Regions from separate parts of the Homo sapiens genome. Here region 2 is linked to region 1. The links are chromatin contacts, found by Hi-C or POLR2A ChIA-PET in ENCODE. All regions are on one chromosome and are shown on one strand. The core of a region is the stretch at or near the end of the contact, and the rest is flanking DNA. Distances in the headings are between cores, read along the strand shown.

Region 1 (3,513 bases), core at 247-2,746:
GTTGGGGAACATCTGTATCAGAATGACTAAAATCCAAAGCAATGACATCGCCAAATGCTGGCAAGGATGTGAAGCAACAGGAACTCTCATTCATTGCTGGTGAGAAAGCAAAATGGTACAGACAGTTTGGCAGTTTCTTACAAAGCTGAACATACAGCAATCCTATAATCTAGTGATTCCACTCCTAGGTATTTGCCCAATAAAAAAGAAAGCATACCTCTTTTCAAAAATTTGTAGTCAAATGTTCATAGTAGATTTATTTGTAATAGCCATAAACTAGAAAGAACCCAAAATATCCATCAACAGATGAATGGATAAGCAAATGTAGTATATACATACAGTGGAAAACTACTTTGCAGGAAAAAGTAATGAAGTACTGATACATGCAACAACATGGATGAATCTCAAAATAAATTGGAGTAAAAAAGCAAGACCAAAATGAGTTTATACTGTATGATCCATTAATAAGGAACTCTAGAAAATGTAATATAATCTATTGTGACAAAAACAGATCAGTGTTTTGCTTATGAGGGTAAGGTAAGGAAGGGTAAGAGACATGGATTGCAAAGGTCATGTAGAAACATTTAAGGATAAAAGACATGTTAATTATCTTGAGTGTGGTGATGATCTAATGGGTATGTAAATATGTTAAAACATCAAATTGGACTAAATATGTGCTGTTTATTGGATGTCAGTTATAACTCAATAAAGCTCTTTTTTTTTTTTTAATTTCCCTTGCTTTATCTTTTTTGGTTCCATGTTTCACTCTCACAATAATTCCTTCCAGCTGTGTTGTAATCTCCTTCCGTAAGAGTTGTTTAAAATATAAAGAACAACTTCTTCATTTACCATTATATAAAAATATTTATTGAAAACCTAATGTATATAAGCCAATGAAGTGGGCACTTGAAGGGGATACAATTGGGCATTATAGAGATAGATATCAGATTACAAGGGATAAATAATACAGATGGTGATGAAATCTAGTGACAGATGCAGTTTACTAGAGTATAAAAAGGCTCAGGGAATGATTAAACAGTAAAGCAATTATTAGGTCCATGAAGAGCTCTTGCCAGAAAGTTTTTGGAAATGGCCAGGTTAATGTGTCAGAATTTCAAGCAGAATATAGAAGTTCCCATAGACAGGTCCTTACAGGTAAATTATTTTATATGTTCTCATTTATTAAACTGAAATACATTAAATCTCAATGTGAGGATATGAGCATAGAACTAATTTTTAAAAGTAGATTCCAGGACACATGTATTCATAGTATGTCTTCTGTAAGAAAAGTACAGAAACACATAGTCCCAGTGTCATCCAATTCAACTATTTCTCGTAGGTTTATAGATCTCAGTTGATGTTTTTAAAATACATCAACTTTGGCACTCTCCCCTCAAAGGCCAGGAATCTCTGGCTGTTATGCCTCAAGTGGAATAAGACTCCCGGAGAAATTCTTTTGCCACCACAACTATTTCAGTGTGGTTCTAAGTGGCGAGTCTCAATGCTTGCCAAATTCCTCTGGTCTGATCCCATCTGGATGAACCCAAAATACAGCAAAATAGGACCTTCTATTTCCTGGTCATATTTGATTATCCAATATCCCTCCAGAATCATGCCTGCTTTTTATCTTTAAGCAATCATTGGCCTAAGGCTCTTAATCTAATCTAAGACATTGTGTACAAATAGGCACAAGGAACACCCCCTCCCAACACTGCTATACTTTCACCTTTACTGAAAAAACAATTTAAAAAAAACCCTAAGAGTGTTCACAGCTTTTACTTATGTAGCCATAATTATGGGCCAAATTATATGAGCCTCAAAGTCCCCTGACAATTAATGGTTTCATATGAAGGATCCACTACGTGTTAGGTACATAGTGCCTCTTTCTAATTGCACTTAACTTCCGTTTAAAACCTAAGCCAGGGTCCTCTAATAGAGAAGCAAAATTCTGTCTAGTTCCTTAAGGTCCTTCCCTCTAATTCAAACTCAAGGCATTCCAGTAAGCCAACAACACCCAAGCAATTTGAGAGGCCCTTAAATGAAATTCCCCTGAGTCACCTCCTGCGACGATTCTAAACTTTTTTGTGGGGGAGGGGGCCGTGGGGGGGAAACAGAGTCTCAGTCTGTTGCCCAGGCTGGAGTGCAGTGGCGCCATCTTGGTTCGAGCAATTCTCCTGCCTCAGCCTCCTGAGTAGCTGGGACTACAGGTGCACGTCATCATATCCACTAATTTTTTGTATTTTTAGTAGAGATGGGGTTTCACCACGTTGCCCAAGCTGGTCTCAAACTCCTGAGCTCAGGCATTCCGCCCACCAAGGCCTCCCAAAGCGCTAGGATTATAGGCATGTGCCACCACGCCCAGCCTAAACTTTCTTTTCTTGCTCTGGCCTTTGCTAAATCCATCTTAGCTTTTGTTTCCTAACTCATTCCACCTCCCCACACTACTAGTTAAATAATGTAGTCCTTATTCCTTTTAACAACAGTCCTGGGCCCCTTTATATTGAACATAACTTCTACCTATACTCAGACCAAGTACGTATAATTTCACACTGAAGCTGTTCATCACATAGTTCAGTAAGTTTCAGAAAAACACTAAAAATCCAAAGTTTCTAAAAATGTAAACATAATATTCTACATAGACTATATATTCTAGATTTATCTAATAGTGTTTAGCCAGATGAAAAGCAGGGGCCAAACCCAAGTACTCTCCAAATGTCTTCTTTGGGTGAGTTCAACTTGTACAAAAGTTCTTGGATAGGATGCAGATGCACTGCAGCTAAGTACAGAGGAAAGCCATAAAGAAAAGGGAAATGTATGAATCACAATCAAGATATAAATAACTTTCAGTAATTCATTTCCAGACAATTCACTCAATTCACATATTAATACTGACTTCAAGAAAATACTACTGAACAAGAGAGGCTCAGAATACCCAATAATGAAATACCTATTTTAAGTTATTATTTACACATATCACATTTTTCTGTGAACAGCAGATTTTTATAATAACTTATTAAACATAATATGTGTAACAGGTACTTTAATGTAGGTTATATAATTTAATACCCACAATAACCATAAAGTATTCTTGTTACTTTTGCCATATAACAGAGGAAAAAACAAGTCCCCAAAAGCTTTGGTTCCTTGCCTAATGTACCCCGCCCGTAGGTGGCAGAACAAGATATTCAAACCCAGATCTATCCAGCTCCAAAGCCTGTGCCCTTTCCAGTAGGATGCAGTCTCTGATGGAGTTCTCACTAGTGCTTTGGAAAATTCCTGACACATGGAGCACAGGTGTTATAATGGAAAACCACTAGACAATGGGTCAGAAGACTTGTCAGCCTGGCTGTGGCATGTGTGTGACCTTGGTCTAATCATGTTCCTTCTGCAGGCTTTTTCTCATCTATTAATATAAAATAGGGAGTTTGGATAGTTAATATTTAATGGCTTTTCCAGCTCTAATGTTTTACCATACTGATTCTATGAATTGTAGACAATGCAAAAGCATGTAAT
Region 2 (3,593 bases), core at 741-3,240, 45 kb before region 1:
TTGTGTTCTGGCTCACTGTTCACCTTAAATTTTGAGTATCTTTGAAAATCACAAATTATTACAACACTTCAGTCACTAAAAGTTTGATGTAATTGTTTTGAGAACAATACTGACTACTTTAAAGAGAATTTTGAATTTTACCAAGTGTTTTTGCATCCCTTTAGCCCTCTGTAGCAGTTCTGATAAATCTAAATATCATTGTTTCCATCCAGTTATGAGAAAACAAGAGATGCATGCAATTTTGTGCCAAGCCAATTATCTGGAGGCTGCTTGAAGATATGGTCCCAGACCTCAATAAGTTTGCTTCTTGTTGAGGGAAAAAACATGTACAAAATCAATTAAAATACAAGGTACAGTGAACTAAGTGCTTCAGCAACAGGTCAAATAAAGTGGTACAAAGAGCAACATTTAAGTCCAAGTAGAAATCAGGGAGGAAATTTAATGATATAAGTAGCATTTGAGTGTTGTCTTGAAGGATGTCAAGTATTGTAATGGAGATGAGGAAAGAATTCTAGTCTGGGGTAACAACACTATCCAGGCTATAAAGGGTGCTAAGTGCATGCTGTATTCAGGGAAGCACATGAAACCTGTGTGGCTGGAGGGGTCACGCGGGATCAACAAGTGAAGAAGAAAAGTTTACCTGAATGAGATCCACAAAAATGTTATCAGTAAAAAGTATGAATTTAAAGTTTGGAAACATTTTGAGTGTCTCAAAGAAAAGAGCTGTGTACCAGCTTTTGTGTTACATTGCAATTTAGGATGAAGCTGACAATCAACACATTTGAAAATATAACCTATCACTAAATTCCTTGATCAGAAAAATCAATTTACGTAATTATTCCAAAATCCATTCAGAAAATGACCCTATTCAAACTCCTGGATATGCCAATATTTTAACAAGGGTAACTCATAAGATGAATTCTCATAAAATAAGGGAGGATTTAAAACCAAAAAGTTAAAAAAGGAGAGAGAGATTGACTTACATTTAAAATCTCATTCATCAGGTTCAGGACCAGTAAAAAGGGCTGCACAAAGAGCTCTGGTCTGTTTACCTTAACATCAGCAGAGACATATTGTCACAAATAGAAAACCTGAATTCTGGATAGGAAAGTCTGTTTTCAGAGAGCCAACATATAACTTCTGATGGCTGATATTGAGATTCAATCAAACTTGGCACCAATTAAAAGACATTGTTTGGAGAGCACAGGCTTAGTGTTTCTATTATCATCAGCTGAAATATAAAGATTATAATTTGATCTTTCAAATTTGGAATAGAAAAATCTGTTTTCAGAGAAGCCAACATATACTATTTAATAACTTTTGCAAGGCAATATAAACTTCTCTTCTTTTCACAATGAAACAAGAAGGAGCACCCAAAGAGAAGACCTCATGAAAGGCTCCTTTCAAACAGTGGCTCTTGCTGTGTCCTCTTGATTAAGGGCTCATAAATAAAAGGACACAACAGCTGCAACTTATGATTAACCATGGTATAGTATTTCAACCAGTGAATAACATTACAGTTATTAGAACCAACAAAACTCCTTATATTCACTCAATACATGACCTTGGCTTTGTCTGGCCTGTAGGTGACCTGAATTGAAGAGAGATGTCTGGGTTAAAATTTAACTTAGAGTCTGAAAAGCTATGTCACATGGCTGGGAAGTCAGTAATGTTGCAATTTCAGGAAACACCCTCCTTTAAATGTGATTGGATGGTATAAAGGTGAATCTGAGTGTATCTGAGTATATCATAAAGCTAACTAGTCAGACTTGGACAGCCCTTGAATGATGTCCAAACATTTGTGAACAGTCTGAGTAAACCACTCAGGTTATTCTTACACAACCAAGGTAACTTTACTGCCTGCCATGGGCAAGTAAGTGCTCTCTAGATTATAGTTGTAAACAATTCTCAAGTGATTAATGACACATATTCTTTCTCTGCCCTCTACTGAGGGCAGAACTCTCTTAAGGAAAACAGAAAAAGTCTTCACCCTTTGATTTACAGGCTAAGACCAAAGCAATCTGAGTTTCCTCTAAGTATGAGAACCTATTCTGAGTAAGACCTGGGCTCCCAAGAGAGACCACAGAAGACAGGAAGAAAGGGTCTTCCATTATCTCCTTCCCTAGAAAGTATGCACTGAGAAGCTGCTAATGTTCCCCAAGTCTCAGATGGGTTCAGGACCGAATTCAAAGAAATATTTTCCCCATGACCATAACAGATGAAAACTAAAAGAGTATGACTTTTCTCATTTTAATTGGTAAGTAACCATATCACTTAGTTCTTAGACACTTTCTTATCATGGGGCCTCAAGTTACCTTTTATTGGGTTGTCCTACTAAATGACCTGATCATGTAATGGTTTCAAACTCTGTTATACAGAAGCTCAAGTTTCCATAAAGCAAATCTATGGCCTCCACAGAAACCATGATCCAAACACATATGCTTAATTTTTGTCAGTTAATCACCAGTTCATATGTTAACCCTGCAACAGAAGTTGGGTTTCCAAGCATGAATACTTAATTATTTAAGCAATTACATTTCTTCTCCCATCTCTGCCAAGAAAACACTCGATTTCTCTAAAAATGAACAATAACATTTATTTAACACAAGTACTTTTTTATATTTATAACATTCTTTTAAGAAAGGATATTGTCTCTTTTTTTAAAAAAAAGCTTGTAGTAATATAGCATTAACTAACAGCATTTAGATAATTAACATTGGGAAATAAAGAGATGCATATTTCTCAGGAAAATGGAGTTTGCTTGAATCTTCCATTTCATTATTACTCATAAAATGTAAAACACTAACCACATGAAGAACTTAAAATTCATTAGACATTATTTAAATCAATGGGATAAAATGCTAGCTTCTAGAGAGAATATAGATCATGATGTACAACAGTACTGAGCACAGATTACATCCTAAATGGACACTTGTTAAATTAAGACAATTAACCATAAAAGTAAAAACTAACTTTTTAAAAATGGAGTCAGGAAAATTTTAATCTGAACTTTTCATCTTGATGTCTCCAGAATATAGAGTACATAGAATATAAAGCATATAGAATATAGAGTGCCTTGGATATAACAGGCATCAACAATGACTGATTATGTGAATGAATGAGCTTATTGATTAATTAATGGAAGAAGGGCAACTGTATACTAAAATTAAGATAAGCTGAGAAGGGATAGGGTCATTTAGGTTACTGAATATAGTAGGAAAAGATGTCCATTTGGTGGACATGTTTTTTAAATCTGTTTTTCTATACATTTAAAACTCTGCTTATACATGTTTATCTATTTATACATTTTTAAAAATCTGTTTCCATATATACTTTTCAAAGAACAATTTAAAATCTGAATCAATACAAAGTAAAGATATTTCAGCCTTGATTTTCTAGCACAAAAAAAGTACCTGGACCAGCCTTTTAAGTAGGGAAATGTGTTTATTTTCTTTGAGTGCCTAATGTAAATTAAAGGTATTGATTTCAGGATTATCTTTCAAGGAAACTACTAAACTCTTTTGTTGAATCAAATTACTCCGAGCAAGTTTTCTACATCTAGCTTTTAGAAAACATGCATAAATATCATTTCC

What was found. Hi-C counts contacts between places; a loop is a spot of excess contacts on that map. ChIA-PET counts read pairs that join two places held with the same protein, here RNA polymerase II (POLR2A). Pooled maps may share reads with other maps.
Region 2: a map of prostate gland shows a loop between it and region 1 (5-fold over the local background). The contact joins two enhancer-like sites. A Hi-C loop is called at or near these places in 13 of 168 maps with a recorded cell type or tissue (Calu3, aorta, ascending aorta and 9 more), 2 of 37 single-sample maps with no recorded cell type and 13 of 50 pooled maps. POLR2A ChIA-PET finds 5 or more read pairs at or near these places in 5 of 52 experiments (A549, BJ, HEK293 and 2 more).

What each region holds. Positions count from the first base shown.
Region 1 is chr14:68,145,019-68,148,531 of GRCh38, reverse strand. The region is part of intron 7 of RAD51B (RAD51 paralog B); the gene reads right to left. All of the region lies in intron 2 of LOC105370546 (a long non-coding RNA gene), which reads left to right. Among named protein-coding and RNA genes, the nearest start is that of RAD51B, 330 kb to the right of the region's middle. Within about 2 kb of position 1,496, at least 9 of the 41 ENCODE cell types and tissues checked have a DNase peak (open chromatin) inside an H3K27ac peak, as active enhancers do.
Region 2 is chr14:68,190,111-68,193,703 of GRCh38, reverse strand. All of the region lies in intron 7 of RAD51B (RAD51 paralog B), which reads right to left. Among named protein-coding and RNA genes, the nearest start is that of RAD51B, 370 kb to the right of the region's middle. RefSeq lists an enhancer at 1,518-1,812. Within about 2 kb of position 1,990, at least 7 of the 41 ENCODE cell types and tissues checked have a DNase peak (open chromatin) inside an H3K27ac peak, as active enhancers do.